Regions from separate parts of the Homo sapiens genome. Here all the other regions are linked to region 5. A link is a loop called in an ENCODE intact Hi-C map of the cell type or tissue named here. Cell type or tissue: heart right ventricle. All regions are shown on one strand. Each heading gives the region's core, and the rest is flanking DNA. Links, peaks and the distances in the headings are about the cores only.

The links. Peaks named below come from ENCODE experiments on the same cell type or tissue, not always from the same donor. Only the 100,000 strongest peaks of a DNase experiment are listed, where the experiment ranks them.
Region 1: it touches region 5 in a loop (10-fold over the local background); 49 of 110 quality-filtered maps call a loop at or near these places.
Region 2: it touches region 5 in a loop (8-fold over the local background); 49 of 110 quality-filtered maps call a loop at or near these places.
Region 3: it touches region 5 in a loop (4-fold over the local background); 9 of 110 quality-filtered maps call a loop at or near these places.
Region 4: a loop joins it to region 5, with 4 times the contacts of the local background. A loop is called at or near these places in 24 of 110 quality-filtered maps.
Region 6: a loop joins it to region 5, with 14 times the contacts of the local background. A loop is called at or near these places in 50 of 110 quality-filtered maps.

Annotation. Positions count from the first base shown.
Region 1 is chr5:172,704,198-172,709,620 of GRCh38, forward strand. No RefSeq gene overlaps it. Among named protein-coding and RNA genes, the nearest start is that of MIR5003, 45 kb to the left of the region's middle. In heart right ventricle, for the core only: a CTCF peak has its summit at 3,170 (motif pointing right); no DNase peak of the experiment used is centred there.
Region 2 is chr5:172,710,829-172,716,251 of GRCh38, forward strand. No RefSeq gene overlaps it. Among named protein-coding and RNA genes, the nearest start is that of MIR5003, 51 kb to the left of the region's middle. RefSeq lists enhancers at 1,961-2,568, 3,784-4,389. In heart right ventricle, for the core only: CTCF peaks have their summits at 2,375 (motif pointing right) and 4,051; DNase peaks (open chromatin) are centred at 2,383 and 4,143; H3K27ac peaks cover 2,089 bases.
Region 3 is chr5:173,008,983-173,012,982 of GRCh38, forward strand. All of the region lies in intron 2 of ATP6V0E1 (ATPase H+ transporting V0 subunit e1), which reads left to right. Among named protein-coding and RNA genes, the nearest start is that of SNORA74B, 9.7 kb to the right of the region's middle. RefSeq lists a silencer at 1,044-1,338 and an enhancer at 1,189-1,268. In heart right ventricle, for the core only: a CTCF peak has its summit at 1,718 (motif pointing right); a DNase peak (open chromatin) is centred at 1,759; H3K27ac peaks cover 1,584 bases.
Region 4 is chr5:173,233,655-173,239,077 of GRCh38, forward strand. It overlaps NKX2-5 (NK2 homeobox 5), which reads right to left and starts at 1,552. Exons shown (of 2, transcript NM_004387.4): 1 at 1,096-1,552. The coding sequence starts at 1,429. RefSeq lists enhancers at 1-231, 5,048-5,423. In heart right ventricle, for the core only: a CTCF peak has its summit at 2,224; a DNase peak (open chromatin) is centred at 1,587; H3K4me3 peaks cover 3,823 bases; H3K27ac peaks cover 4,000 bases; H3K27me3 peaks cover 3,788 bases.
Region 5 is chr5:173,281,173-173,286,595 of GRCh38, forward strand. The region is part of intron 3 of LOC105377731 (a long non-coding RNA gene); the gene reads left to right. Among named protein-coding and RNA genes, the nearest start is that of MIR12118, 20 kb to the right of the region's middle. RefSeq lists a silencer at 2,709-2,848. In heart right ventricle, for the core only: CTCF peaks have their summits at 972, 2,846 (motif pointing left) and 3,047; a DNase peak (open chromatin) is centred at 2,769; H3K4me3 peaks cover 488 bases; H3K27ac peaks cover 1,620 bases; H3K27me3 peaks cover 2,094 bases.
Region 6 is chr5:173,163,988-173,169,410 of GRCh38, forward strand. It overlaps BNIP1 (BCL2 interacting protein 1), which reads left to right. Exons shown (of 6, transcript NM_001205.3): 6 at 1-400. Among named protein-coding and RNA genes, the nearest start is that of BNIP1, 22 kb to the left of the region's middle. In heart right ventricle, for the core only: CTCF peaks have their summits at 2,477 (motif pointing right) and 2,676; DNase peaks (open chromatin) are centred at 1,328 and 2,494; H3K27ac peaks cover 2,183 bases.

The DNA.
Region 1 (5,423 bases), core at 790-4,789, 580 kb before region 5:
TCTCCAAGCCAACCAATCAGCACTCCCAATTCACTGGCCCCCTACCCACCAAATTATCCTTAAAAACTCTGATCCTCAAGTTTTCAGAAAGACTGATTTGAGTAATAATAAAACTTCAGTCTCCCACACAGCCGGCTCTGCGTGGATTACTCTTTCTCGGTTGCAATTCCCCTGTCTGGACAAATCGGCTCTGTCTAGGCAGCGGGCAAGGTGAATCCCTTGGGCGGTTACAGAATGTGCTGGCAGGCTGAATGGTGGAGCAGAGAAGAAGGATGAACCCTACATTTCCCACTTGAGCACCTGTGTGGGATGGTGGTGCCAGGGGACAGCGGGAGAGCAAGCATTACAGGAAAACCCACACGTTATGTTTAGGATACATTCGTGGTGTGATGTCTGTAAGACATTTAAGGGAGGGGTTGTGTAGGCAGCTAGACTATGAGTCTGGAGCCGGAGGGAAGATCTAGATTCAAGTATGGGGGTCAACAGCACATTGACGGTGCCGAAAATCACAAATGGTATGAGATCCATTGGAGAGAGCACCTATGGAGAGAATATGGGAGCTCAGGACTGCACTTGAGGATGCCCAAGATTCTGAGATCACATAGAGAAAGAGCAGCCAGCAAAGGATACTGAAGAGAAGAGGCCAGTGCAGGGGACAGGGAAACCAGGCCAGTGTAGTGGCCCTGAGCCGAGGGAAGAGTTTCTCAAGGAGAGGGAAGTCAACAGTGAAGACACTGCTGAAAGATGTGCTGTGATGGGAACAGAGATGTGGCCTTTGGATTCACAATAGGAAGGTCCTGGGAGCTTGGCAAGAGCTATTGTAGGGCCAGGCTCAGTGGCTCACACTTGTAATTCCAGCACTTTGGGAGGCCAAGGTGGGATCACTTGAGGCCAGGAGTTTGAGACCAGCCTGGGCAATATAGTGAGACCTCATCTTTAAAAAAAAAAAAAAAAAAAAAAAAAGTCCGGGCACAGTGGCTCACGCTTGTAGTCCCAGCACTTCGGGAGGCCTAGGCAGGTGGATCACCTGAGGTCACGAGTTCAAGACCAGGCTGGCCAACATGGTAAAACCCCGTCTCTACTAAAAAATACAAAAAAAAATTAGGCAGGCGTGGTGGCACACAGCTATAATCCCAGCTTCTGGGGAGGTTGAGGCAGGAGAATCTCTTGAACCTGGGAGGTGGAGGTTGCAATGGGTCAAGATTGCACCACTTTACTTCAGCTTGGGAAACAGAGTGAGACTCTGTCTCAAAAAATAAAATAAAATAATAAAAAATTAGCTGGGTGTGGTAGTGCACTCCTGTGGTCCCAGCTACTCACGAGGCTGAGGTGGGAGGATTGCTTGAGCCCAGGAGGTTGAGGCTGCATTGAGCTGTGATCACACCACTGCACTCCAGCCTGGGTGACCAAGTGAGATCCTGTCTCAAAAAAATAAATGAGTAAAATAAAATAATGGATAAATAAAAGCCATCCCCCATTTTCCAAAGCCCTCCTCATGAGCAGTGCTGAATCACAACTAAGAACCATTGCTCTAGCACAAAAGTCAACAAACTTGTTCTGTAAGAGATAGATGGTAAAGTTTTTCAGCTTTGCAAGCTGTATGATTACTGGCACAACTATGCAATTCCATCATTGTAGTTTGATAGCAGCCACAGACAATTCCTAAGCAAATGAGTGGGACTGTGTTCCAATAAAACTTTATTTAAAAACACAATTGGTGGGCCAGATTTGGCCCATGAACTATATAGTTTGCTGGCCCTTGCTCTAGCATGTGTGCTGATGAGGATCACCTAAAGAAGAAGGCACTGGTGATGTGGAAGGGAGAGAAAACCAAACAAGCAAGGCTTCCAAGAAAGCAGGAGGAGATCCAGGGCCCAAAAGCTGTGGTGGCTGTGGTGGGGAGAAGGACATTTGCTGCTGTATGGCAGGCAGAGAGAAGATGCAGGAAGGAGGTAGGTTTGGTGGTGGGCATATGCAACTTGCCCCTGGAGACCTTCTATTGTTCTGTGATAAATGAGTGGAAGCCTCAGCTGAGAGTGGGGGAGAAGAAGGGGTTCTGAGAATATACAGACAAAGGAAAACCATCTTCTCAGGAATGAGCAGAAAACCTTCTAGAGAACCATGGTAGGAGGGCAGGGCAATGAGAGACCATTTGGGAATCATAAAACTGAATTAAAAGTGAACTCAGTCAGCTTGGCAGTGGTATTTTTGTCTCCTCCCTTCCGAAATTTGTATGCTGAAGCCCAAACTCCCAATGTGATGGTACTGGGACTTGGGGCCTTTGGGAGGCAATTAGGTCATGGTGGAGCCCTTGTGATGGAATTAATGCCTTTACAAGAAAAGATATGAGAGCTCGCTCTCTCTCTCTCCACCCCCACACCCCCCGCCCCACCGTTTCCCTCTCCCTCCTCCTCCTCTCCCCAACATGGTGTGAAGACACAGCAAGAAAGTGGCCATCTGCAAGCCAGGGAGAGAACCCTCACCAGGAACCAAGTCACCAGCGCCTTGACCTTGGACTTCCAGCCTCCAGAGCTGTAGGAAATAACAGTCTGCTGTTTAAGCCCTGAGTTGGTGGGATTTTGTGAGAGCAGCCAAGCTGACTGTGATAGGTGGGATTTTACCCAGCAACACTCAGCTGCTCCAGAGTGCCCTGGAGAGGGGAAAGGGTGGATTTATCCAGGGTCAGGGCTTTGCCAGGCAAGCAAGAGGAAGGAAAGGGGGCACAGCAGGGGGCGGGAGGAAGCAAAAAGGCATGGGTGGCAGACCCCAGGACCTGAGCTGGGGAAAGCAGGAAATAACGGCTGCCAGGCAGGATGGATGGTGAGAAGAGGGTGAGGCCAGTTGGCTGGAGGGCGAGGACCAGGGATGGGACATCAAGGAATCCTGAGCAAGTGGCCTGGAGGGGTGGGAAGTGGTGGCCGAGAGCTGGGACCTAGACTTGACACATCAAAAATGAAGCCCCTTCTGAGAATGGTGGAGAATGATGTGATGGGGCAGGTGGCTGAGCGGCAGGAGCAGGTGGCTGCAGGTGGGGAAGGGGTGAAGCTGTGAGGCCTGGGGACTTGGGTGGGTCACTCCCATGTGGGTTAAAATCCCCCCACCCACCCAGTGAGCTCAAGTCTTCTGTAAATACAGGGACGGGGCAGAGGCACGAGGTCTCCTGGGGGCCGGCAGATGGCACCAGTGACTTGGGAAAGAGCAGCACAGCCAGATGTCTACAACTCCCAAAGGAGAGGAAGGAGCCCAGAATCCGCACATCCGCTCCAGCTCCCAGGGCCCCAGTGTGGGGAAACTTCTTCCACCTGAGACACCCAGGGCACCGCGTCCTGGGGACAGCCCATTTTAGGCGGAGGAGGGGATGGAGATGCTGCTCAGAGGAGTGGGGCATGAAGGCCTGCTGAACTCAGAGGGGACAGGTTGCACAGGGAGGGGAGTGTGGGCTGGGAGTGGGGTGAGTGCCTGAGGGCAAATGTGCGTGAGCATGGGGATGAGGATGTGGCGGTATGTGTGAGTGTGCGTGAGCTGAGGGTGTGGGAATGTTCGTGCGTATGCAAGTGACTGCAAGTGTGTATGTGAGTGTGGGGGGTGTGAGTAACAGTGTTAGTGTATGAATGTAGGTGTGTGAGAGTGTGAGGGTGAATGTGTGTGTGAATGTGTGGGTGGGTGAGTGTCAGTGTGGATGAGTGTGGATGTGAGTGGGTGTGTCTGCAAGAGAGAGAAAGAGGAGAGAGAGAGAGAGAGAGAGATGGATAGGATGGGGATGGCTAGCGGGTGGTACAGGGCAGTGCGGGGGCGAAATCCAGAAGCTGCTGGAAGGCCATGAAGGCTGACAGGTGGGCTGGGGTGGTCAGGGGCCTCAGGGAGGGCTGTCACCACCTCCACTCCTGTGTACTCCGAGGCCTCCCCAGCTGAGTGGCGGCTCTGGGGCAGCTACTCCTCAGAGTTCCTTTCATCTGAGTTATTGGCATTTTCTGGATTGCTGCTGTAGGTCCTCGTCATTAATTTTAAGATTGCAGCCAGGTGCAACGGCTCACGCCTGTAGTCCCATCTACTCAGGAGGCTGAGGTGGGAGGATCTCCTGAGCCCAGGAGGTCAAGGCCGCAGTGAGCCATGACGGCAACCACTGCACTCCAGCCTGGGCGACAGAACGAGGAGACCCTGTCTCAAAAGAAAAAAAAAAAAGACTTACATGGTATTCCATTGATTGGGTATTGCATAATTTATTCAGCATTCCCCTATTAATATAACACACATTCTCATTGTGTGCAGAAATGATCAATTACCAACATCACTGTCACACGGGTCCCAAAGCTATCTTTTGGCTCATCCCACAATTGCTTCTACAGGATAAATTCCTTGAATGGAAATTGTTAGGTTAAAACTATGCAGAGGTCTAAGATGATAAACCTATGCTGCCAAAACGCTCTCCCAGAGGACTGAGACAATTTACAAGTAAGCCAGCAACGTGAGCATATCCACTTCTCTTCAATCTCACCAATTCTGGGTATTATTTATTTTTTATCTCTGATCAGTTAGATACTTTAGATACATGGCGTCTCATTGCTCTTGCAAAATACTGTTATTTGATTATTAACAAGCATATACATTTTATTATTTGAGTATTGGCTATCTTCCTGTGAATTGCCTTTCCTTGTCTTTTGCTGATTTTGAAGCAGAGTCTTCCTGGTTAGTAAGAGCGTTGGTAAAAACGAAAATCTTTGTTGGTCATATATGTTAAAAATATTCCTCCCAGTTTATTATTTGACTTTCTATTCCAATGGGGAAATTGTGCATTTTCCTATTCCCCAAATCCTATTATTCTTTATATTTAAATCGCATAAACATCCTAAGGTAATTACTGAGAATTTATGTCTTTCAAATATTAAATTCTCCTCTCCAGATACATAATAGCTATCTCCGTTATTTTTTCAAGTGTTCTTTTTGATTCCTTGTAAACTTTTATTGTTTTCTATATTAGCTACTTCCCGTGTGGCAGGACGCTGACTACATGAAGATGTCTCCTTCGTGGTGGGCGGGGGACTAACTCGTTTCAGATCAATCCTCCCACTTAGAACAACTAGAGAACCTGGACGAAATATATACATATATTTTTTATTTTTGAGACGGAGTCTTGTTCTGTCACCCAAGCTGGAGTGCAGTGGTGTGATCTGGGCTCACTGCAAGCTCCGCCTCCCGGATTCAAGCGATTCTCCTGCCTCAGCCTCCTGAGTAGCTGGGACTACAGGCGTCCGCCCCCATGTCCGGCTAATTTTTTGTATTTTTAGTAGAGACGGGGGTTTCACCGTGTTAGCCAGGATGGTCTCGATTTCCTGACCTCGTGATCTGCCCGCCTCGGCCTCTCAAAGTGTTGGGATTACAGGCGTGAGCCACCGCGCCCGGCCACGTCCAGCTAATTTTTGTTA
Region 2 (5,423 bases), core at 535-4,534, 570 kb before region 5:
GGAGTGTGGTGTTTGAAATACATGAATTAGGTCAAGTTTGTTTATCATGTGGTTGAAATCTGTTTTTTTAAATTTGTCGTCTGCTTCAGCTGTGTTAAAAGTCCTCCCCTGTGACTGTGGATTGAATATGTCTCCTTTAGTTCTGTCGACTTTTACTTTATATATTTTGCAGTTATGGCATTAAGAACATAAACACTTAGAATTGTTATAGCTTCGTAGTATACTACAATTTTTACCCTTATGAAATGTCTCTACCCTTAGTAATGTTTGTCTTAAAATCTACTTTTCGGGGTCCTTTCTGGCCCATCCTTATCTAAGCAGCCATCACAGGTGGGATCAGGATCAGCCCTTGCCTCCTCCACCTGCACACTCTTTCTTACAGTGGCATCCTCCCCTGTAGTTTTTTTTTTTTTTTTTTTTTGAGACGGAGCCTTGCTCTGTCACCCAGGCTGGAGTGCAGTGGCATGATCTTGGCTCACTGCAACCTCCACCTCCCAGGTTTAAGCAATTCTCCTGCCTCAGCCTCCGAGTAGCTGGGACTACAGGCGCGCACCACCATGCCCGGCTAATTTTTTTTTATTTTATTTTTAGTAGAGATGGGGTTTCACCATATTGGTCAGGCTGGTCTTGAACTCCTGACCTCGTGATCCGCCCACCTCGGCTTCCCAACGTGCTAGGATTACAGGTGTGAGCCACTGCGCCCGGCCCCTTGCAGCTTTAATAACCCAGCTGAGTCCAGAATCCCTTTCTCCCTTGGGCCACTCTCCAGAGCACTGTACCCTGCAGCCACTGGACAGCTCCTCCAAGCCACCACCTAGGAACTGCAAACCCACCCTCAATCCCAGTACCTCCACCCATCAATCAATTACTCAATCTGTCAATCAATCAAATAACAACACCCTGGTCCTCATCTCACGTTCTCTCCAGGTGAGAAGTCCTGGTTTGTGGAGTTGCATTGGACTCTGTCTCTCCCTAATCCCCCCACATTCAATCCATCAGCCAAGCGCCACTGGTTTTACCTCCTAATTATATCTGGAATGTGCTCTCTACTGCCCACCAGAATCCTTGTCCACAAGGCCTCCATCTCCCCTCAGGAGGGCTGCAGCAGCCCCCTAACAGATCTCCCTGCTCCCATGCGGCTTTAAGCTGTCTCATGCAGAGGCTGGAGTCCTCCTGCCACCAGGATTCTCACCCTGTCACCCCCAGCTCAGAACCCTCCAATAAAAATAACAGCAACAACAAATCGGCCAGGTGTGGTGTCTCACACCTGTAATCCCAGCACTTTGGGAGGCTGAGACAGATAGATCACCTGAGGTCAGGAGTTCGAGACCAGCCTGGCCAACATTGTGAAACCTCGTCTCTACTAAAAATACAAAACTAGCCCTGCATGGTGGTGCACGTCTGTAGTCTCAGCTACTCGGGAGGCTGAGGCAGGAGAATTACTGAACCCAGGAGGTGGAGGTTGCAGTGAGCCAAGATCGTGCCACTGCACTCCAGCCTGGGCAACAGAGGGAGACTCTGTCTCAAAAACAAACAAACAAAAACAAAAAAACCAATAACAAATCTGCCAGCCCTCACTGAGCACTGCCAAGAACCTGCACTGTTCCAGGCATGTTGCTTGTGCAGATTCATGGAATTGTTACAGAAGCCCTATGAAGGGACCTCTGTTACCACTCCATTACCCAAGCGAGAAAGCAGGCACAGAGAGCTTAAGCAACTTGCCCAAGGTCACCCAGCTGACCAAAGCAAAAACAGGACTCAAACCCAGGCAGCCTGGAGCCAGAGACCACCCCCTTAACCAGGCATCACTCCGATGTGCCAAGAAGATAAATGAATCTTCTCACTGAGGCTGAGAAGGCCTTGTGAAATCAGGCCTGCTGGCCTCCCAGACATTGTTCCACAGCTGCCTCCTCCCATCCAGCGTCTCTGGCTTTCACACTCACCAGACTTCCTCCCTGCCCAGGGCCTTTGCACATGCTGTGTGCTCTAGGAAACCTCGCCCCATCCCCTGCTCATAACTTCCAATCAACCCTCTCCCCCAGGGTCCTTGGCTGCCTGGGCCACCGGGCAGTCCCTCGGGTATATGCTTTCATGCACCCTGAATTTTTCCTCCACGCATTTCTAACAAAGGCTGTATTAATACATCTGTGCAGGCGCGTGAATATGTTTCCTGATGGACTATGAATGTGGCCAGAGCAGCCATCGTGTCTAGCTTCGTCCATTGTGGTCCCCGGTGCCTATCCCAGTGGCACTGAATGTTTGTGGAATGGATGGGTGAATAAAGAAATGAATGCATCCCCGCAGATGGGGGGCTGCAAAGCCCTGGGGTCAGGCTCTCTGCCTTCCTCGCCTTTGTTCCTTCGTTCGCTGACCGCCAGAGGGCGCCAAAACCCGGGAAATGGCCCGCCTGATGCGTGGACTCCAGGGGGGTTCCCCAGCAAGGGGAAGGGGCCGGGTGCCCAGTGGGTGGGCGCCGTGGCCTCCCTGAAAAACACTGTGGACAAATAAAGACTAAGGCCTGGTTTGACTCCTTCCCCGGCAGCTTCTCAGCTGTGACCAGCAGACACCCTGCCTCTCAGGGGGATGGCAGAAATCCTTGCTGCCCGGTAGGAACTGAGCCCAAGGGCCTGAGGTAGGAAGGGATGTGTTTGCACAGCAAACATTCGTGGATGGAGCCAGCCTGAAAGGGGACTTCTAAGTGGGAAAGAAAAACAAATACTGGTCCCCTACTCTCACATGCCTACAATCCTGGCAACTCCCATAGGTAGGTAGGCATTGCTGTTCTCCATGTCTGCACTTGGGGAAACTGAGGCACAGCTGTACCCAGTGGAGCTTGGTGATGCCTTCCCACCCCTTGCCTGCCTACTGGCCACCCCTGCATCTAGCTGCCTCCACATGAGTGGTTCTCACAGTGTGGTACCTGGAGCAGCAGCAGCTCCTGTCCACCCAGACCTCCTGATTTAGAGACTCTGGGATTGAGCCCAGCAACCTGTGGCTAAAAGCACTCCAGAACATTCTGATGTGCAGTCAAGTATGAGAACCTCTGGTCTGCACCAGCCCTTTCTCGGGCCTGGGCAACACAACTGTGAGGACAGTGAGGCGGGACCCTGAGGGAGGGGAGTGAGAGGTGAGGCTGCTCCATGGGAGAGGTGAGGCCAGTGTCCCAGGCTGCCCAGAGCCCCCTGGGTGGGCAGGGCCCACCAGGTGGAAAAGCCCCAGAAGATACCTTGCACCTTCTGTGCCCACTCAAGTCCCAACAGACAGCCCGAGGGCTGCAGAGGGTTGGCAAGCACTGGCCATGCAGGTTCCCAGGACCCTCCCCTGCCTCCCCCGGAGGGGGCCTGGACAGCTGCCATCTGAACCGGTCCCCAGCCATTCCTCTGCATCCTAACATTGGAGAACTGCAGGCTCTGGAGGTTTTGGACCAGCCAGAGCCAGGTGTGAATTCTAACACATCTGTGACCTAATACAAACCCTGTCCCTCCTTTGATCCTTGGACTGCTCCCGAATAGAAGACGGTCATTATGAAAAAAAAGAAAATGAGAGTGGTTTAGAGAATCGGAGGTGGCTTGGGACATTCAGAGCAGGAAATGGGTCTTGGGGGTGGGACCAGCCGCAGATCACTGGCAATGAATGCCATCCTCAGAGCACAGATTTTGTCCCTGGGGCAAAGGCATTATCCCAGGCAGGCAAGATAATCAGATTTGCATGTTCCAACATTGCACCTGAGGGTCTGAGCTGATGAGAAGGCTGTCCCTGGTGGGCTCCTGGCACCAGCTCTGGGCCAGACCGCCTGGGTCCAAATTCCTACCCTGCCCCATCCCCACGGCTGCAGGACTTTGTACAACAGACATAACCTGCCAATGCCTCAGTGGCCTCATCTGTCAAAGGAAGATAAGGGGAGTAGTGTTCACGAGCATCAGATGAGAGACCTCATGTAAAGTCCATGGCGGAAGGGCCCCATCCCTGATAGCTGTTACTGTCAATCGGTGAGATTGGCCCCAGTTGGTGGGAGCCAGCTGAGGAGAGCAGTCTGTGAAGGCCCTCTATAGGCAGCTTTAGGAACAGCATGGCTCCGTGGGCACAGTGTTACAGGACTCCCTCCAATCCCCACTCCTGGGTGCCCCAGGAAGGGAACTGACGCCCGGATTGGACACTAGCCCCCTCCTCCTTCTCCCGAGGCCTTTGGCCTGGCCCTGCACACATGACCCAGCTTCCTGTTTGTGATGCCAGCGCTGGAGGGAGGAAATTCAGTGCCCCAGCCCCAGGGCTGCAGGGCAGGAATGTGGACGTGTTGACGTCAAAGCTTGTCCTAGTTCTGGGGAAGTGGGATGGGAAGGGCTTCCTGCTGAGCCACCTTTGATCCCAGGTCTGATCTGGGAGAGTGACCCTGGACAGCCGGCCCAGAGGGAGTTCAGACACCCAGAGCTTTCTCTGGTGGCCACCATGGGCACCAAGCTCAGGGTCCTTCCCCAGCATAGCTGTTTGGCCTTGGGCAAATCACCACGCCCCTCCAAATCCCCCACCTGTAAAGCAGGATTAAAAATGTGTATCTCAGAGCATCACCCACTCATCAGATGCGTAGTAAGCTCCTACTTTGTGCTTCATTCTAGGGATGAAGCCTGCCCAGGCTGTGGTGGGCTCTGGCCAGCATCCCCCTGGCTGGTGGGCCAGGGAGTGAGAGGGGCCGGGAGGAGAGGATGCTCGTAGACAGAGGCACAAAGCATGTCCAGAGGTGGCTGCTAGGAGATTTCCCAGCACTAGGGCTGTGACTCAGGCTGAAGCCTGAGCCCAGGCACTTCCTGGCTGGTGACTCAGTTTCCCCAATTCTACAGCGGCATCACACAACATCTGCTTCTCAGCATCGAAGAGGCGTTGAGGCATGGCCGGTATGTGTCTGTGGGGTCCTTCAAAATCTTATTTATCAAGCAGTTAGAGTGGGCTCAGGACTTTGTGTATGTGTTTGCTCTCTCAGGTGAGCCTGAAAAGATCAGGACTGCGACTCCCATTTTACAGAGGGATAACCTGAGGCTCAGTGAGGTGAAGGCAGTTCAAGATCCTTGACAGAGGCTCTGGATCACTGCGCTAGAAAGTGGTGGGGTGGGGAAAGACCGCTGGGCTTTCTGACTTCAGCAACACGTTCTCCAGTAACCAGACTTCCGAACAGTGGCAGACAGGGCCCTCTGCCTGGCAAGCACACACCACAGGACCTGTCCCACAGAGGGCCTCCCAGCCCGCTCTGCCAACCTCACCCACAGGCCCCCAAACTTGAGAGGGTTGACATAGGCCATGGAGACCTGTGCGAATGTCTGCCTTCCCTACTCCAGTCGACCCCCTGCATCACCCAGAGCACCAGGCCAGGGCCTGGAGTCACGCTCTCCTCTGCCCAGCACTGCCAGGAAGGCAGAAGGTGAGACACAGGA
Region 3 (4,000 bases), core at 1-4,000, 270 kb before region 5:
TGGGAGGCGAAGGCTGGCAGATCACTTGAGGCCAGGAGTTCGAGACCAGCCTGGGCAACATGGTGAAACCTCGTCTCTAATAAAAATAGAAAAATCAGCCAGGCATGGTGGCATGTACCTGTAATCCCAGCTACTCGGGAGGCTGAGGCACAAGGATCGCTTGAACCAGGAAAGCAGAGGTTATGGTGAGCCAAGATTGCACCACTGCGCTCCAGCCTGGGCAACAGAGCGAGCCTGTCTCAAAAAATACAAATTAAAAAAATAAATAAATAAAATAAAAGAACTCGCCTGAAGCCATGCCCAGTGGTGGCACCTCATGCCTGCAATCTCAGCTACTCAGGAGACTGAGATGGGAGGATTGCTAAAGGCCAGGAGTTCAAGACCACCCTGGGCAACATAGCAAGATTCTCATCTCAAAGATAAAAACAAAAATTCCCCTGAACAGGTCACATTCACTCAGGATAGCCACTTCCCTTTTTTTTTTTTTTTTTTTTTTTGAGACAGAGTCTCGTTCTATCATCCAGGTGGCTGGAGTGCAGTGGTGCAATCTTGGCTCACTGCAACCTCTGCCTCCCATGTTCAAGTGATTCTCGTGCCTCAGCCTCCGGAGTAGCTGGGATTACAGGCGTGCACCACCACGCCCGGCTAATTTTTATTTTTAGTAGAGACAGAGTTTTTCCATGTTGGCCAAGCTGGTCTCCCAACTCCTGACCTCTGGTGATCCACCCACCTTGGCCTCCCAAAGTGCTGGGATTACAGGCGTGAGCCACTGCGCCTGGCCTCTTTTTTTTTTTTTTTTTAGATGGAGTCTTGCTCTGTTGCCCAGGCTGGAGTGCAGTGGCACAATCTGAGCTCACTGCAACCTCTGCCTCCCGGGTTCAGGCGATTCTCCTGCCTCAGCCTCCTGAGTAGCTGGGATTACAGGCACGTGCCACCACGCCTGGCCAATTTTTGTATTTTTAGTAGAGACGGGGTTTCACCATGTTGGTCACGCTGGTCTCAAACTCCTGACCTCGTGATCTGCCTGCCTTGGCCTCCCAAAGTGCTGGAATTACAGGCGCGAGCCACCGTGCCTGTCCTGGATAGCCACTTTGTTAAAGCCAGCTGTATCAGATAATATAATCTAACCATGGAGTGACTATTCTGTCAGATTCACTGAGTTTTATACAGAGTGTGTATACTGAGTGGTGGGAACCTCGGGAGAATTGAAATCTGCCTGCCATAGAGTGGGTGGTCGCGGGAGAGGAGGTGGAGATGAGAATGACTCAGTGCTACATGAGAAACTCCTTTGTGAAGTAAATAGGTTGTATTTCATTCTGTGGCTTGAATACATTTTTAGCTGTCTTACAGAGAAAGAGAAGAAATAACCAGTGTTTATTGAACATCTATTTGTCAGCCACTGCATAGAGCACTTTACTTATATTATCTCTTTAAATTGTAATACTATAAGGCAAGGATTATTATCACCATTTTACAACAGGAGACAGTGGGCTTGGGGTTGTAAGGACATTTGCCTGGATTCAGTTCACCGATATTTAGTGTTGCTGGAATTAAAATCCGACTCTGTCTAATACCGAATCCCATGTTTTCTAGGAGCATCTAATAATGTTGCTCCTCTTGAAAGTATTTTTATCATTCAGTTGAGATGAGAGGTCGTTTTAGTGGCGCTAGGGCAAATCACTTTCCTGCATTTCTGCTGTCTCTTAAGGAGCTCACCGACAGAGGTCACTGCTGTCATGGCCCTGGCTGGAGGGACAGTGGATCAGAAGAGAGGTCCTGGCCAGACTTCCCCATTCCAGTAGGGAAGCTGAGACTGCTCCATCTGCGTGTCACCGGGAAGTAACCTGTGCCTTTGTTCCCTGTTCTTATATCTGAATGTGGAACAGAAGAACAAAGCAGGGCTTGAGAGAGCTGAGTATAGTGGTGAGGGCATAGTTTATGCTGGGAGAGTTCTAGTAACCAAGAGCTGAGCTCCTAAGAAGTGGCCAGGGAGGGTTTATAGTATGAAGGCACCCATGCATATCTCTACAAAAACATATTCTACTACTCTCCTTGGCTTATTTCTCACAGCTCATGAGTCCCTTTGGGTTGGCCCCTCAGCCATCTCCTTTTCGCATCCTCAGAGGTTGACATGGAACATGGCACTGCTAAATGATTGTGGAATAAATGAATCCCTAGGCTGCCTGATTTATCTTTTTTTTTTTTTTTTTTTTTTTTGAAACAGGGTCTTGCTCTGTTGCCCAGGCTAGAGTGCAGTGGCATGATCATAGCTCACGGCAGCCTTGACCTCCGGCCAGTGATCCTCCCACCTCAGCTTCCTGAGTAGCTGGGACTATAGGCATGTGCCATCAAGCCTGGCTAATTGAAAAAAAATTTTTTTTTATAGAGACGGGGTCTCGCCATGTTGCTCAGGCTGGTCTTGAACTCATAGGCTCAAGCAATCCACCTGCCTCAGCCTCCCAAAGTGTTGGAATTACAGACATGAGCCACTGCACCTGGCCTGTTTCATCCTTAATAGCCTATAGAAACAGCCTAGTATAATGGGACTCAGGAGTCCTGGATTCCCCGCTTCCAGCTTCCCCCTTCACTAATTTGCTGTGGGGTATTAGTAAGTTCACTAGGACTTAATTTCCTCATCTTTAAAATGCAGAACTTAGACTTGATCTCAGATCCATTCCGGCTCTGCAGTTCTCTGAAGACATTATTGCACCATAGCTGCCTCAATTGTTTGAATAATCTCAGATTGGTTATTAAGGCTGGCCCTCAGGTTATGAAGACATGCGGTACAGTTCGGGCAAACATGAAAGGTACATTTAGTTCCTTTTCTTGTACACATGAAGTAATAGATTCATTGGAATATGATCTCTTCCTCCACCCACTTCCATCAATTCAGAGTGGATTTTTTTTCCCTTCCAGTTCTCTGCGTGTTTGTCAGCTTTAAAGGGAAATTTTAAGTCAGGAGGTAGTCAGAGGGGCAGGCACAAAGCTCAGCGGGTTAGGGGGGTAAATTCCTCTGAAATTTCAAATAAACCAGACTAGACTGTTTCCTAGGTAAATTTTTTTTTTTTTTTTTGAGTCTTGCTGTGTCACCCAGGCTGGAGTGCAGTGGCCCGATCTCAGCTCACTGCAACCTCTGCCTCCCAGGTTCAAGTGATTCTCCTGCCTCAGCCTCCCGAGTAGCTGCTACTACATCCATGTGCTACTGTGCCTGGCTGATTTTTATATTTTTAGTAGAGATAGTGTTTCCCCATATTGGCCAGGCTGGTCTTGGACTCCTGACCTCAGGTGATCCGCCCGCCTTGGCCTCTGGAGTTTTCTTGAACTGTGGTTTCTTGTTTTTTTTTTCTTAAGTGAGATGTGTGCGTGTGTGTGTACATGCATATGTGTATGCATGTGTACTTTGATAACCATATACAGAAGAGTGAAATTGAACCCTTTCTGTCACCATATACAAAAGTCAACTCAGGATGGGTTAAAGATTTAAACGAGGCCGGGCATGGTGGCTCACGCCTTTAATCCCAGCACTTTGGGAGGCCAAGGCGGGCAGATCACCTGAGGTCGGGATTTTGAGACCAGCCTGACCAATACGCAGAAACCCCATCTCTACTAAAAATACAAAAAATTAGCTGGGCATGGTGGCGCATGCCTGTAATCCCAGCTACTCAAGAGACTGAGGCAGGAGAATCGCTTGAACCTGGGAGATGAAGGTTGCCATGAGCTGAGATCGCGTGCCATTCCACTCCAGGCTGGGCAATGAGTGAAACTCCATCTCAAAAAAAAAAAAAAGAAAAGATTTAAACATAAGACCTGAAATTATAAAACAGCTAGAAGCAAACATAGGGACAACTCTTCAGAGCATTGGTCTAGGCAAAAGTTTTATGACTAAGACCTCAAAAGCACAGGCAACAGGCTGGGTGTAGTGGCTCACACCTGTAATCCCAGCACTTTGGGAGGTTGAGGTGGGAGGATCAGTTGAGCCCAGGAATTCGAGACCAGCTTA
Region 4 (5,423 bases), core at 293-4,292, 48 kb before region 5:
TAAGGAATCAAGAAACAGAAGGCCAGGGAGTGTTGGTTTGGTGATCGGAGGCTCCAGCCTGGCCGCAGCAGGGTTTGCGCAGTGTCCAAGAAGCTGCGGGTGGGCAGGCGGCCTCGGAACCTGCCTTGCTGGCTTCCTCGAATTGGTAGCGATCAGTTCTAGCCGCCGTGCCCGCCCGAATTTGTTCCCAGGCCTCTGCTCCTCAACAAACCTATGAATTCTCTCCCGGCTGGCAGCGGCCCTTCGCCCAGCGCTTCGCCCAGCGCCTGCGGCCTCCCGGGAATCGCCCGGGCTCCTGCCTTGGGCTGGGGGGTCTCCCAGAAGGCCCCTTTCTGCAGCGGGGCCGGCCTCCCTCCCCGATCCTGGGATGGCCTGCGGGATGATCCCGCACTCATCTCGTCCACTCCCTTGTGCCCGCGGTAGCGCAGCATTTCCTAACTTTTCCACGAGGGAACCTCTCCGCCCTGGCCGCGCCGGCAAGTTGTGCTGAAAAAATAAAGTGAAGTCAGATTCCTGAGGGTCCGCAGTATCCCATTTTAAAATCAAGGCCCTCGATCCCAGACTCCACTTTCCTGGCGCAAAGAAAGAAAGGCACCAGAAACCCGGGTCGTGGGTGGGCTGCAGAAAGAAGGTCCAGGACCCTCCTCCGATTGTACGCAAAAGCTGTCTGGTGAGCAACATTTCAATTTCTGTTTAGCGGTTCTCATCAGATCTTTAAAAAGATTCGTAAATCCAAAGGAGATTTAAAAACAGAGATTATCTGCTTGTCTCTCTGTTCTGTCTACCATAAACCGATTTCTCAACTTCCTACCAGACCCAGGAGCAGAGCCGAAGCCGCCCGGGGCTTTGTTAGGCCGGGGGGAAACGTTTTTTGGTCTCTTGCTTCTGATCCTTTCAATCCGGCATTTCCTCTGAACCTCCGATTGGACGCGGGGCGCGGGAGCCTGGCGACAACACCAGGCATCTTACATTCTGAACCCCCCGCCGCAGCCCAGCCCTCGGCCCAAGGGCGCGTGTCTCCTCCTCCTGGCCCTGAGTTTCTTGGGGACGAAAGCGACCCAGGAGGGGAGAAGGGGGCCTGTGTTTCCTCCTCACCTTTCTTTTCGGCTCTAGGGTCCTTGGCTGGGTCGGGGTCGCTGTAGGCACGTGGATAGAAGGCGGGGGCGGCGGGAAAGGCAGACGCACACTTGGCCGGTGAAGGCGCGCGGCCCAGCTCTGCGCGCAGCTCTGGGAGGCCCGGCGCAGCCGCCTCGGGCCCAGCGTAGGCCTCTGGCTTGAAGGCGGCCAGCATGCAGGAGGAGGGCGCCAGGGTCGCCTCCAGGCGGGCAGAGAGCTCTCCGGCGGCAGCCAGGCTGCGCTGCTGCTGTTCCAGGTTTAGGATGTCTTTGACTGAGAAGGGCGTGGGCGTGAGAGCAGGGCTGGGGAACATGGTGGCAGCGCCAGTCTCACAGCGCCAGGTGGGCGGCAGAAAGCGGCGCTGCCCACGGCCCCTGGCAGCTTCCCTGCATGGTGCCGCCGCCCGCCCGCGCACCCGTCGGCCAGCTCTGGATGTGTCCGGGCAGCAGGTAGCGCTGAGCACAAGGGGCAGGAGAGGCGGGACCAGGCCAGAGGAGGGGGACTCAGCCTGCCATTGGGCCAGGGGCCTCGATGACAGGAGCGATGAGCAGTTTCGTGTCACCTAATATAGTCATACGGCAAAAAAAAAAAAAAAAAAAAAAAAAAAAAAAAAAAAAAAAAGCCCTGCCCAGCTTTTTTAAAGGGGCCACGACGCATTTGGAAGGGTCTCCTTTTGCTCCTGCAGCCTGCGTTTGCTCCCTAATGTGAGCCTGAAAAGCCTACCAGAGGCATGCAGAGTCAGGCCTCTGGGCAGGGCTGGATGGGTGTGGGTTTGAAGAAATATTCCTCAGCACCCAAACCAGCATGGGAGAGAGAAGGATGGGGTGGGAAGCGGTGGGGAGGAGAGTGATTTGAGGAAGGCTTTATTACTGAAGGTGGTGGGATGAGGGAGAGTCTGAATAGGAAGAGAAGCCTGGAGGACAGGGCTGGCTTTGGGGATAGCAGCAGGGCGAGATTCTGGACAATTCGGGGGTTTGGTTTGGCTTGGCCTACAGGGTCAGTCATGCCGCAGGCTCTGGGTGCTTCTGGGCGAGTCAACGAAAGTAAGGGCAAGGTGAGTGATGGCCAGGTGGGGTAGGAGTTGCTGCCTCCTACAGTAGTGTTATGCACAGCACAACTCCAGGGGGCATCAGTCACTGCCAGTACCCTCCCAGGGAAATGCCTCTCCCCTTAATAATGAAATAAATCAGGAATCCCAGCTGGTAAGCTCAGCTTCCCAGGAGACACCTGTCTTGTGGAGTGCCCCAGCTACCAGCCACCTTGTTTCCCCTGTTTGGAGGCCATCGATCCCACCTCCCTCCTTCCCGTGCCCTCCCTGCCTGGCAGCAAGGCCCTCAGGCTTCTGCCAACCTCGAGGTTTCAGGGTCCTAGCCCAGGTTTAGCTCTCAGGGAGGCGGGGCTCCTCTGAGCCCAGCTAGGCCAGGATTTCTCTGAGGCCTCTGGGCCGGACTTCCAGTGGGGCACCCCTGCGGCTCGGTCAGGCGCGTGGGGGAAGGGCAGGGCAAGTGGGGTGATCATGATCATTTTTAGCCCAGGGTCAGTAGAGTAGGGCACAGAAGTCAGACAAATCTGCCAGAGTTTCAGGAGCGCCAGCTACATGGCCAGATCCTGCCCGGGTGGCCTCATTTCTCTGGGTCCCCGCACTCCTTGGGAGGTCTGATGAAAGCTTGGGGTCTTCTCCATTCCCCAGAACACTGCAGAGAGGAGTTTTATTTTGCTTACAATTCAGGAGTCCGGGCAGGCAGAGCGGGCCCAGGTTAAGGACGCCTTCTAGAGCTGGGGATGACAGGATTTGTCAGTGGAAAAGCGTTGGCTTCTCACGGCCCTAGCTGGTACAGGGAACCGCGGGCGGGAAGCTGGGCGGGACGCGTGGACTTGCTGAGAATGGGGATGTGGAGGGCTTGGCTCTTTGCGGAGTGCGGGTTGGCAAGAGGCGCTTGGAGTAGAATAAAGGCGGCGCAGGGCCAAAAACTACCTAAAGACACAGCTCCCGCAGGCGCGCCCAAGGTGCGGAGGAAACGCTCCATGTATGGGGACAAAATAGTGTCTGTCCAGAACGTACATCTTGGGTGCTCAAACCCGACAGTGTGCCGTCTGAGACGCCGACGCAAGTGAAGTCAAGCATTGGCCTGATGTTGGGACTTTTCCTGTCCCTCATCAAAGCCACACTCCCAGGACCTGGGGCCTCCATGCTGGGGAGAGAGGTGAGCCCCGCAGGGCAGCCCAGGAGGCGCGCAACGCCCTGACCCCGGCTTCTAGGCGCCAGCCGTCAGTAACAGGCCTGGGCTGCCACGCCGAAATCACGCCTCGAGTTTCTGAGCCAGGGACTACTGGGGGTCTGGAATTGTTAGTCTAGTCTGTGGAGGATGCCTTTTCTTAAATGTGGGGCGTTCAAGGCCCAGGAAACCTCGTCCCCCCACCTCTTCACCTCCCAACCCAAATTCTCCTTGGACGGAGCTGCATGTCAGCGGCCTTGCGGCCCTTCCTCGCCTGGACTTTTGGCCACGTTACCGTTATGGCTGTAAATTAACCTAGCTTGGGGGCCCGCCTTGCCTTTGAAGATTGTTTTCGAGCGCGGGCGGGGGGGGGTGTCGTTGGAGAGGATGCCTATCGCCGAGGCGGTGACGTCTGGCAAACGAGCCACATCCGATTCAATTAAATGTCTCGCTGAAAAGAGCTCGGAACGAGGGTCCTGGGAGCGCTGTTAAGTGAATCTGCTGGCCAGGCGGCTCGCGATGACAGTTTGAAAGATTAGTGTGAGCGGACGCCTGAAATATTACCGTTTAATGGGGGACATCGAGGCTACATCCGGGATCCCTGTTTTTAGTAAGGTTTTTTTTTTTTTTTTTTTGAGAGCTCTGGAGAAAGAAAAAAATTAGCATTGCCCTTGCAAATCAAGGTGGCAAGGATTTATTTCCTATTTTCGGGTAAGGGGGCTTCCTAGAACTGTCAGTCCTGTGGGTCAGGTGTTACAAAAAGGGAAGGAAAAAAAACTCTCCCTATTTGAACAAGATCAGTGACTGTTACACTCTCTATGCTCTTTGTGAATCGGGTAATGATTTCTCTTGGCTTCCAAAAAGGTCTTGGTGTTGCAGGAGAGAGGAGATGGGGCAAAAACGGACAAATACGTGCAAAATAGAAATTGGGGCGACCCATGCTGGTCTCCTTAGAGGAAAGTCCGAGAGCCATTTGCAGCTTTTCTTTCCAGTCCTCACTGTTTCCGAGTGAGTTAAAAAAAAATCCCTCTAAATAGATCTAAATAGAAATTGCAATAGTTGGGGGTTGGGTGGGAGGAAACTTGATTCTCTGGCCCCCAACAGGGACACATCTTTTTTTCCCAAGGGCCGCTGACCCAACCTGGCCGCCTCTCTGCGCCGCACTTTGACCAAACTAGCAGGACAAACAAACAGCCTTCAGCCTAGAGAAAGGCAGAGAGAGACAAAAGGAGAGAGAAGAGATCGAAAATCTATCTGTGTATTTCCTTGACTTTTAAAGAGTTGGTGCTTTAAGATAATCCAAATTCCAGGGTGGCTCGAGCGCATTCTCCGTGAATAAATTATTATTAATTGAAAAGCGATCGGCGCAGCCGGAGCCGGCCCCCCTTTCGTGCAATCAGCAGGGCTGGTCGCAAAAGGTATATATGATTAATTGAAAGATAAGCTGGAACTATCACCGGGAATGTCATTAATGCGCTGGGGAGACGTCCATTGGAGACAGGCGGCGTTATCCGCGGCTTTATCTTCAACAACGCCTCGCTCTCGGCCCGCGCGGGGGAAACAGATGGGAGTTTCTGTCTGGGACGCTCGCCCCATGTTTATATTTTGGGAAGAATCGCAACTCGTGGGAGTCCCCGGCTGGCCCCCTGATAAATGAACATTAGCACTTTTTCGGACTACTGTATCAACAAAGGGGCTGCGGCGCTGCAATAATTGGCGAGAAAGCAAACAGAGGGCCGAGAGCGCGACTCTGCTCTTCGTCCGGCTGATGGATGAGCAGCTCCGGCTGCGCGCCGGACTCCCGGCCTCGGCCTCCGCCTCCGCCTCCGCCTCCGCCTCCGCGCTGGGCCCCTCCGCCGCCCGGCTTCCTTCCTGGCCGGGAGTTGGGGGCGGGGGGCGACTCTGAGGGCCGCCGACCTCGCCCTTGGCTCCGGAAGAGTCCAGGCGGCCTCCGCGGCACCGGATTTTTCCTGCCTCGGGACTCGCCTCATTCAGGTGGCTCAGCTGGCACCAAATCCTTCTCATTTCCACGCTTGTTCAGTGCCCACGGGGTGTGCCAGGCGCTCTCACGGATCTCGTCACGGATCCTCT
Region 5 (5,423 bases), core at 639-4,638:
CACCACTGCACTCCAGCCTAGCGACAGAGTGAGACTCCTTCTCAAAAAAAAAAAAAAAAAAAAAGTGAATAAACAATATGAAATCAACATAGAAGGAGAAAACAACTCCTAGCCCTATGACCTCAGCAATTCAATTTTATTTGTTTTCCTTTTGTTTCTCCTACAAGTACATAGAATTTTTAGATATCTGGAATCAAAATATTGAATATGTTTTTGTGTTCTTCCTTCCATTTGTAGAATTTTCCCAAGTTACTGCGTAATCTTCATTATAATTGTAAATATGCATTCAAGTGGATGCATCAGTTTATTTAGCCATCACTGTTATTTATGTTGCTTATAATCTTTTTTTTTTTTTTTTTAATTATACTCTTAAGTTTTAGGGTACATGTGCACATTGTAAAGGTTAGTTACATATGTATACATGTGCCATGCTGGTGCGCTGCACCCACTAAGGTGTCATCTAGCATTAGGTATATCTCCCAATGCTATCCCTCCCCCCTCCCCCGACCCCACCACAGTCCCCAGAGTGTGATATTCCCCTTCCTGTGTCCAAGTGATCTCATTGTTCAATTCCCACCTATGAGTGAGAATATGCGGTGTTTGGTTTTTGCATCTTTGCAGACTTAACTATGAATAATTTTTAAGATTACAAGCCGCTGCTTGTAATCTTAAAAATTATTCATAGTTAAGTCTGCAAAGATGCACATAGTTCCCCCATGCACCTGATTTATTTTGTCTCCCATTGAGACCCATTTATATTTTCAGCCAGTGTCACTTTGAGGGTTAGTAAATTTCCTACCTTTGCTGTCAGCTGTGTGAAGTGGCATGCCTTTGCTTTATCTCTAGAATTGTTCTTTAAGTGTCGCGAGTAGTTTGGTTCTGTTAGTCTAGGCTGGGAGAAGAGAGGAGAGGGGAGCGCCCCTGGGTAGGTTGAAATCCAAAGCTCAATGTTGCCTTCAAGTGAGAACATGTAGGAACTGCAGGGTCGGGAGATGGGTCTCTGCCTTGGATGGGGCACTTGAGTTTGGGTGTAGGATTGAGATCTTTAGGAGACACTAATCTGGTTCAGAGATGGACCTGGGGCAATTAGATGACGATCACCAGATAGTTGACTTTCTCGATTCATTTTTTTTTTTTTTTTTTTTTTTACGGAGTTTCACTCTTGTTACCCAGGCTGGAGTGCAGTGGCTCAATCTTGGCTCACTGCAACCTCCGCCTTCCGGATTCAAGCAATTCTCCTGCCTCAGCCCCCCAAGTAGCTGGGACTACAGGCATGTGCCATCACACCTGGCTAATTTTTGTATTTTTGTAGTAGAGACAGGATTTCACCATCTTGGCCAGGCTGGTCTCGAACTCCTGACCTCAGATGATCTGCCCGCCTTGGCCTCCCAAAATGCTGGGATTACAGGTATGAGCCACCTCGCCTGGCTTCTCGATTCAGTTTTTATTCCATTCAGTTTTACGATTTCCTTACTAGAAGAAGAAGAGGAAGAAGAGGGAGAGGGAGAATGGAAAGAGCCACCAAGAATTAAAAACTGCTATTCGCCAGTCTTTTTGCTAGGTGGTTTACATACATCCATGCTAAATTTTATGATAATACTCTTATAACTACTGTTTTACAAATGAGAAAACTGAGACTCGCGAGGTCAAGTTATTTGCCCAAAGTCACCCAGCTGTCAGATGCAGGAACCAGGTCCAAATAAAGTCTGTTGGGTTCTAAGTCCTGACCATTTTGCTATAGCAGGCTGATCTCCCGATGAAACTGTCAAGGACGATGCAGATCCCAGCCCAGGTTGAATTGGCAAATCTTCAAGTCAAGTCTGTGGCTTCGGTGACTCCATGGCCCTGCTATTCTCACCGGAGCTCTGCCTCTCGGGCCCCACTGGAAGCCCTCTATGTCAGCGGGCCAGGGCGCTTTACAAGCACGCAGTACCTCATGGACCCATCCTGGTTCCTCAAGGCAGCCCTGGACAGTTAAATGGCCTGGGCCCCCTGTGGCTCTGGGCGTCCTGGACCTGAGGCTCTAAGGCCGAACCTGCTCCCTGCCCTAGAGAGGGAGGGTCACCAAGCAGTCAAGTGCTGCCAGCCAGCCCTCCTGCCCCCAGGGCTAAGGAGGCAGGGCCAGCAGCAACCCCTAAACTGTCTCCCTCCTCCTTTAAAAACATTAGGTTAAAAAACCAAGAACGTGTAAGAAAGGAAAAGCAAACAAAAAATCTTCCCAATCCCAATTTCCAGATAATTCCTATTAAGACTAGAGGGAGAGAGGGAGATAAGAGAGGGAGAGAGGGGAAGGGGGGGGGGAGAGAGAGACAGAGAGAGAGAGAGAGAGAGAGAGAGAGAGAATACATTCCCACGGCAAAACAGTCATTCAAACAGCACAGAAAGGCAGAAAATAAAAAGTAAACTGCTGGGTTTCCTTCAAGAATTTTCTTGTGCGTGGGCCAATAGACAAGTAATGCATCTAGTTACTTGCACACATTTAGAATCCACAAAGGGGTGGCACTCCAGGCGCGTCCAGCACGTTGCTTTTCTCATTTGCTGCTGCTCCGGGATCTTTGGCAGCAGCAAAACCCCATTCTTTTAAGGGCTGCGCAGAGTTGTGCCGCCCATGCCCGGCTGGTTTGAAGGTGCCCCATGGGCGGGCGCGGACGTGTGGTTGCTCCAGTGTTTCCTAGAGCACTCTCAGCCACGCCCCCGCCACCCCAGCGGCGCTGCAGGAACCAGCCCGCCGCCAGCGCGAAGGTGAGACCGGGCGCCACGTGCTTACCCGGCGGCCTCCGGAACCAGCCCTGCCCGCCGGCTGTGCGCGGATGCCTGCAGACGCCGAGCTGCTGCCCCCGTGTGGCCTGGTGCGGGGGCTCCTCCTGCTCACTGGGGGCGCGTCCCGGTAAACCAGAACCTCAGCCCATCAACTCACTCGTGGGGTTACTGAGGAGGAGAATCTTTGGTTCTCACCGTCATGGCTCACCCAGTGGCTGAATCCCGCTCGCACGTGCCGCATCCAGGCAGCTGTGGAAACTGGTTGAAACCAGGATGGTCAGCTGCTACCCTGTGTTTGGGGGACTATGTGACAGTGCCTGCTGTGTCCCTATTCTGGTGCTAAAAAGCAGGAGCTCTCTTATGCTCACATGGAAAGGCCTGTTGGAGTCAGATAAACTTGGCTCCACCACTTATATGCTGAGTCTGTTCATCCATCCATCCACCATCCATCTATTCGTTCACCCTCCCATCCATCCATTCATCCGTCCGTCCACCCTGTCATCCAACCACCTGTCCATCTATTCATCCACCACCCTTGCATATTTTCATCCACCCTCCTATCAATCCATCTATCCATCCATTCATTCATCAGTCCACCCATCCATGCATCCATCCATCCATCCACCCATCCCTTCATCCATCCAACCATCCACCCATTCATCTACGCATCCATCCACTCACCCACCCATCATTCAACTATCCACCCAACCATCCATCCATTCATCAGTCCATCCATCCATCCATCCATCCCCTCATCCATCCAATCATCCACCCTTTCATCTATCCATCCATCCACTCACCCACCCATCATTCAACTATCCACCCAACCATCCATCCATTCATCAGTCCATCCATCCATCCATCCATCCATCCCCTCATCCATCCAATCATCCACCCTTTCATCTATCCATCCATCCACTCACCCACCCATCATTCAACTATCCACCCAACCATCCATTCATTCATCAGTCCATCCATCCATCCATCCACCCATCCCTTCATCCATCCAACCATCCACCCATTCATCTACGCATCCATCCACTCACCCACCCATCATTCAACTATCCACCCAACCATCCATCCATTCATCAGTCCACCCAACCATCCATCCATTCATCAGTCCATCCATCCATCCATCCATCCATCCCCTCATCCATCCAGTCATCCACCCTTTCATCTATCCATCCATCCACTCACCCACCCATCATTCAACTATCCATCCAACCATCCATTCATTCATCTGTCCATCCATCCATCCTTTCAGTCATTCAAAATTATTTGTTGAGTGTTGATATGGTTTGGCTGTGTCCCCACCCAAATCTCATCTTGAATTGTGTAGCTTCTGTAATTCCCACGTGTTGCAGGAGGGACCTGGTGGGAGATAACTGAATCATGGGGGTGGTTCCCCCATACTGTTCTCATGGTAGTGAATAAGTCTCACGAGATCTGATGATTTTATAAGCGGTTTCCCCTTTCACTTGGCTCTCATTCTCTCTTGTCTGCTGCCATATAAGATGTGACTTTTGCCTTCTGCCATGATCGTGAGGCCTCCCCAGCCAAGTGGAACTGTAAGTCCATTACACCTCTTTTTCTTTATAAATTATTTGGTCTTGGGTATGTCTTTATTAAAGTGTGAAAACAGACTAATACAAGTGTCAACTTGTGCACCTTGAGTGCTGAGCTCTATGACTTTGGATAAGTTACTTTACCTCTTTGAGCCTCAGTTTCCACATCTGCAAATTGAACATAATGACACCTAAATTTTGCAAAGTTGTTGGGAAGACTTAACAAAATAATGTAGGTGAAATACATGGTACATAGTAGATGCTCTGTAAATGGCATTTACAAGTTCTGAAATTTAGAAGACACCTAATCTTGTAGAAGCTTATGTATTAGTTAGGGAGGCCTGACGTAGGTACATAAAGCAATTGGAGAGTTTTAACGAGTATAAAATATTGCAAGACTGTTGTGCATGCATGTGTGTGCTTGCATACATGTGTGTACCAACTGCAGGCCTGTGGGCTGAAGCAGTGCAAAGTGAGGGGCTAGAGTGGACTTCTTCAAGAGGTGAATCTTTTTTTTTTTTTTTCTGGTAGAGACTGGGATCTTGCTATGCTGCCCAGGCTGATCTTGAACTCCTGGCCTCAAGTGATCCTCCCAATTTGGCTGCCCAAAGTGCTGGGATTATAGGTGTAAGTCACTGCGTGAGTCCCTAGTTAGTCTTTAAGAACCAGGAGTGCTAGAGAGAAGTGGAAAGGGTGTATTCGGACAGGGACTGCTCAAGCAAAAATATTTTCCTACACAATAGTGCTTGCATGTTCAGCCTATCAGCCATGGCATTAGCCCAAAACAAAACCAAACCAAACAAAACAAAAACTCACTAATGGTGGGCCCTGTCAAGACAAACTATTCCCTGAGGAAGGGAAGCAGCCAGCCTATTCTGAGATTAAAAAATCAACGAGAGGCACTTTAGCCACAGATTGCTAAATTCACTTAGCTCAGGAGTCCACTGTGAACCTAGACAGAATTTGCTAGATTGCTTGCAGGGGCGGGTTCAAAGATTCTGGTCCAGCCAACAATTATTAAATACTTGCTACTTGCCAATGATTATTAAAGATTGTGCTGGATTCCTCACATACCTATAAGGTGGAATTATTACACTC
Region 6 (5,423 bases), core at 602-4,601, 120 kb before region 5:
CTAGGCTGCTAAGCTGAGCCACACACCCCTCCGTTTGCACCAGTTGCCTGCAGGTTGGATGGAACACAGTGCCCCACTTTTCTGCAAGTAGCTGGCTTGTAAAGGGTGAACAGAGCCATGGGAGGAAGGTCTGGCATTGGGATGCCGCCCTGGGGACATACGAACCGCCTCCTTCCACCATTGTGCACTATGGGAGGCCGCTGCTGCGTGGAGCACTTAAAGTCCAGCCTCCAGGACCGGATGCCCCTCCTGTCTCCCGCTCCCATCGTGCCCTTAAATGCCAGATCTGGTGGAGGGAAGAGAGAAGAGGTAGGAAGAAAGGTGATGAAAACTCCTGGTCATTCCTTGAATAAACTTGATTTTATTTAATAGAATAAAATGTATTTGATTTTGTAAGATAGCCCTCTGGGAATGTGTGTTCCTCTTTTCTTTTTTCTTTTTTTTTGAGATGGAGACTTGCTCTATCATCCAGGCAGGAGTGCAATGGCGCAATCTTGGCTCACTGCAGCCTCTGCCTCCTGGGTTCAAAAGATTCTCTTGCCTCAGCCTCCCAAGTAGCTAGGATTACAGGCACACACCACCATACCCAGCTAATTTTTGTATTTTTTTAGTAGAGATGGGGTTTCTCCATGTTGGCCAGGCTGCTGTCGAACACCTGACCTCAGGTGATCCACCCATCTTGGCCTCCCAAAGTGCTGGGATTACAGGTGTGAGCCACCATGCCCAGCCCTCTTTTCTTGATGTCCAGATTTTTAGGACATGAACCTAGATTATTTATTTATTCATTCATTCAACAACGAATTAGCATTGTTATTTTCTTTCTGTCCCCACCCAACAACAAGGAACTATTAAACAGCTGCCACACACAGGGTGTTATAGACGCTGCTGAACATGACAAATACATTGGTGAACCAGACATGGTTCCTCCCTCAAGGAGGAACAGAAGGAGACACGGAAATAAAATCTCACAGACTATCAGGAAGGAGGGTCCAACAGCCCCTGTTCAACCAGGTGTGGTGGCTGATACCTCTAATCCCAGCATTTTGGGAGGCTGAGGCAGGATGATCACTTGAGCCCAGGAGTTCAAGACCAGCTAGACAACATAGCAAGACCCTGTCTGTATTTAAAAAAAAAAAACAAAAAAACAGAAACAGAACAGAAAACAGCCCTTGTTGGAAGTGGCTCACACCAACATCTGAAAAGGCTGCAATGCCATTCTCTACCACAGCAGCCTGGCCAGGCCTGGGGGTGTGCAGTGATTCGGGCTGGCACATGCCTTTCTCTCTGATGTCCAGAGCTAAGTATAACCAAGGAGGGAGAAGCTAGTGAGAAGCTGAGACTGTGTGAGCCTGAGTTCTGTCCAGGCCAGAGGGAGAGGGCCCAGGCTAGGCCAGTCCTAGAGGTGCTGTGTCTTTTGTGCTGCAGGCCTGGCTGACCTCAAGCTTGAAATCCCAGCCTCCCCCACTATTTATAGCCCCAGAGGACCTGGGAAGGGCAGTGTGGAGGCTGAAGGGAAAGTGGGAAGAACATGGACTTTGATCCTTGGCTCAAACACTTGGTTTTGAGATTTGGCTCCACTGCTAATGGACCACAGGACCATTGGCAAGTTACTTTATGTTGCTAAGCCTCAGTTTTCCTATCTGTAAAATGGAGGTGATAATCCATATGGGTCCTCATAGAGTCAACTTGAGAATCCAATGAGAATATAAAGCAGCAAGTGTAGCTAGCTGTCTTCAGACCAGGCCTGCCATGGCCTTTCCAAATGCTGCCACCCCCTGGGCCCTGGGCACTGAGGTTTCCTGCAGCTGACAGCAGCGGTGCTTCAGGAAAAGCTGGGCCAGGCACCAGCATTCTGTTAGAGGTGTTTGAGCAGAGGATGTCAAGAGTTAAGGCCTCAGTTATAAAGTGGCAGATCATCATGGGACCAAGTTATAAAAAACTAGCTGCACATCTCAGACCAGCTTAATGAGTGGATTCCAAGTTAAAGTGTGGATCTAAGTATAGATCCACACTGTGTACACACACACACACACACACACACACACACACATAATTTTGTAGGCTGTATATCATCCTTAAACAATTCCTGGCCCCAAAAGACACTCGGTGCAGATTGTGCACACATGTGTCTTATTTATAGTCAAATTAAAGCTGAGAATAAAGCACAGATGGGAAATTCCCACTCAGATTCCAGCTGTAAGTGCAGCAGATGGATGTTATCAAGTTCAGATTTTCTTGTCTTAACATTTTTCTTTACTGCTTCCCACTAATTGTCAACATCCTCCTCACAATATGGAATTGCGTGGGCTCTGTATGCCCTAAAATTGCTCCCTTTGACACTTTATTCCTCTTTTACTTGCCTCCTCCTGAAAATAGAGTTGAATGTGACCCATTTTGAAATGTCATTGATAACAACATCTTGCAACCTCCACCAGCCACCAGGGTTAATCCTTCCCCAAAGCAGAATGCGGCCCTCTCCATGCTCAACCATGAGAGGGCAGTGTCCACATTTGCTCTGCCTTCTTGCAGTGGGTGTGGTAATCTTCATCGGTCCATTTGAAATGCTCTTATGGATATATATATATATATATATATATATATATATATATATATATACACACACACACACACACACTGCATATATATATATATGTACTGCGTGTGTATATGCAGTATATATTTATATGTAGGTATCAGATTTTTTTTTTTTTGAGACGGAGTCTCGGTCTGTCACTCAGGCTGGAGTGCAGTGGCGCAATCTTGGCTCGCTGCAACCTCCGCCTCCCAGGTTCAAGCAATTCTCTGCCTCAGCCTCCTGAGTAGCTGGGATTACAGGCACCTGCCACCACGCCCGGCTAATTTTTTTTTTGTATTTTTAGTAGAGACTGGGTTTCACCATCTTGGCCAGGCTGGTCTTGAACTCCTGACCTCGTGACCCGCCTGCCTTGGCCTCCCAAAGTGCTGGGATTACAGGCGTGAGCCACCGCGCCTGGCCAGATTTTTTAAAACATAAATGTATGAAGCTTACCTATATTTTGTTTTTGGATATGTTTCCTAAGTGGCCATAATTTTCACTGTTAAATAGTAATGCAAGCTCAGATGCTACCTTTTTTTTTTTTTTTTTTAGACAGGGTCTTGCTCTTTTGCCCAGGCTGGAGTGCAGTGGTGCGACAATGGCTCACTGCAACCTCTGCCTCCTAGGCTCAAGCGATCCTCCCACCTCAGCCTCCTGAGTAGCTGGGACTACAGGTGTGCACCACCACGCCTGGCTAAATTTTGTTTATTTTTTGTAGAGATGAAGTCTCACTTTGTTGCCCAGGCTGGTCTCAAACTCCTGGGCTCAAGCAATCCTTCCACCTCAGCCTCCCAAAGTGCTGGGATTACAGGAATGAGCCGTTGTGCCCGGCTCATCTGTTACATTTTGATTAGCTGACAGTCAAGGAGTTAAAGGTATAGAGCAGTCATCAAGAGATCTTTCATTCAAGAAGTATTTACTGAGCACCTACTATGTACCAGGTACTTGTGTTAGAGCTACACAGTGAACAAAACAAAGATTCTCTGTTGTCATGGACCTTCTGGTGTGTAGGGGATGTTGGGCAGATGATAAACAGTTAATACATGAAATGAGTGGTTTGGGAAGAGTGGAGCTTATTGATGGCGATCTGGATGGAGAGGTGGGAGCAGGTTTGCAGTGTTAAGCAGAGTGGTCAAGGTTGGTCTCACTGGGGTAGGATTTGAGCAAAGACTTGAGGCAGGGGAGGTGCGTCCTGGGGACAGTCGAGAGAGGGTTCTGCACAGAGGGAGCAGCTGGAGCAAAGGCCGGGCAGGGGCACACTGGCACATCTGAGGAGGGCAAGCAAGGCTGCGTGGCAAGAGGTGAGTGTAGGGGCTCAGTGACCTCAGGCTGCCAACCTGGAGCCCATCTCCCGCCCATACCCACCCTTTTCTTACCTCTCACAATCTTTGGCCCTGTTGGGCACTGGTTCTTCCAGAAAGCTCCCCGGCTATGTGGTGCCACGCTCTCTTGGCTTCCGTCTTACCTCTCTGGCAACTCCTCTCCTATTCAGGCTTAAATGCTTCAGATCTTGTTCCCTTTGTATCAAAGGAAAGGTCATCCATGTTCCTACACTTTGACCATATCTACAGGATGCTCAGCCATAATTCAAAAGTTAAATGTGCAATGCAGGCCTCCCAGGCAAGCTCCAGACCCTGATCAGCTCCACCGCCCTGTGGCTGGTGCTCCTCATCCGCCCCACGTTCCTGATCGCTCCCCACCCCACAGCCTGGGCCTTCCCGGGCTTCCTGGCTTCCCTAGCACGCTTCCTATTTTCTCCTTCTTGGGTCTCTTTTCCCTTCATCCAGCCCATCTCTTTGAAACCTCTTTCCCACCAAACCAGGAGATGAGCATTCGCTTTATTTTGACAGATTCGTGTCAACCTTGTTCTGAAAAGAAGGCATCCATACATTGTGTTAGTGTATGTAGGTGGCTGAGAAAAGATAGTGAAGCAAGCTCTGTGTTCTTCCTTGGCTAATGGTGGTCTTCCCTGGGGCCCTGCTGGAGGGTTTGCCCAAGCTGTGTTTCTTCCCTGAGCAAGAGCAGAATAAAAATAGCTGTGGGCTAATCTAAGAGATAGCAGACAGGAGTCTCAGCCCTGTTGTCAGGAATGAAGGGCTCAGCCTGGGGGTGAGGGGAGGGGTGGGTGTTATCACCCCAATGTCCCTTCAGTCCCCAACAGCAGGCCCAGGCTGCTACACACCAGAAACCTCAGGGCTCGTAGTGTTGGTCAACTTGCATCTTTAATGGGCCACAGTGTCTCAGTCAAAACTGTGGCCTTTGGTGGCAGAGACCTGAATTCTAGTTGTGCTCTTCTTGGCCATATGCCCTCAGCAATGGATCGCCTCCTCCACAACAGTTCTGACCTCTTAGCGGTACTGGGATGATCAAACGACAAGACACACGCCAGGAGCTCACTCAGTACCTCTCACACAGTGACCCTGGCGGCTGCCGCATTCTCTCCCAAACAAAAGCAAAACGGCCTACTACCCCTTTCTGTCTGGGGCTTAACTTTAGGAAAACAGCGCTTAGGCTAAGAAGAAGAGGATGCTGGGGTGGGTGAGAAATCAGGACCCAAGGACGGAGCACAGTTTCCCAAATGGCAAAGGACTGAGAGGGGCAGAACAGGCCCGGGCAGGTGGCCATCTTTCCCGATCCATGGAAAAAAAAGTTAATGGGTAGAATTAGCTTAATGTGCAATGTTCTTTTTTCTTATTCTTAAATCTTTGCTCTTCCCCTCCTTCCCCTGCAATCTTGTTTGCTGGCAAAGAGTACCCCTAGATAAAATGAATCCATAGAATACCAAATGAATGTGATGGAAGAAGGAGCAAATGGTGAATCTGTTTTAATCTGATACCCTGAATGGCAC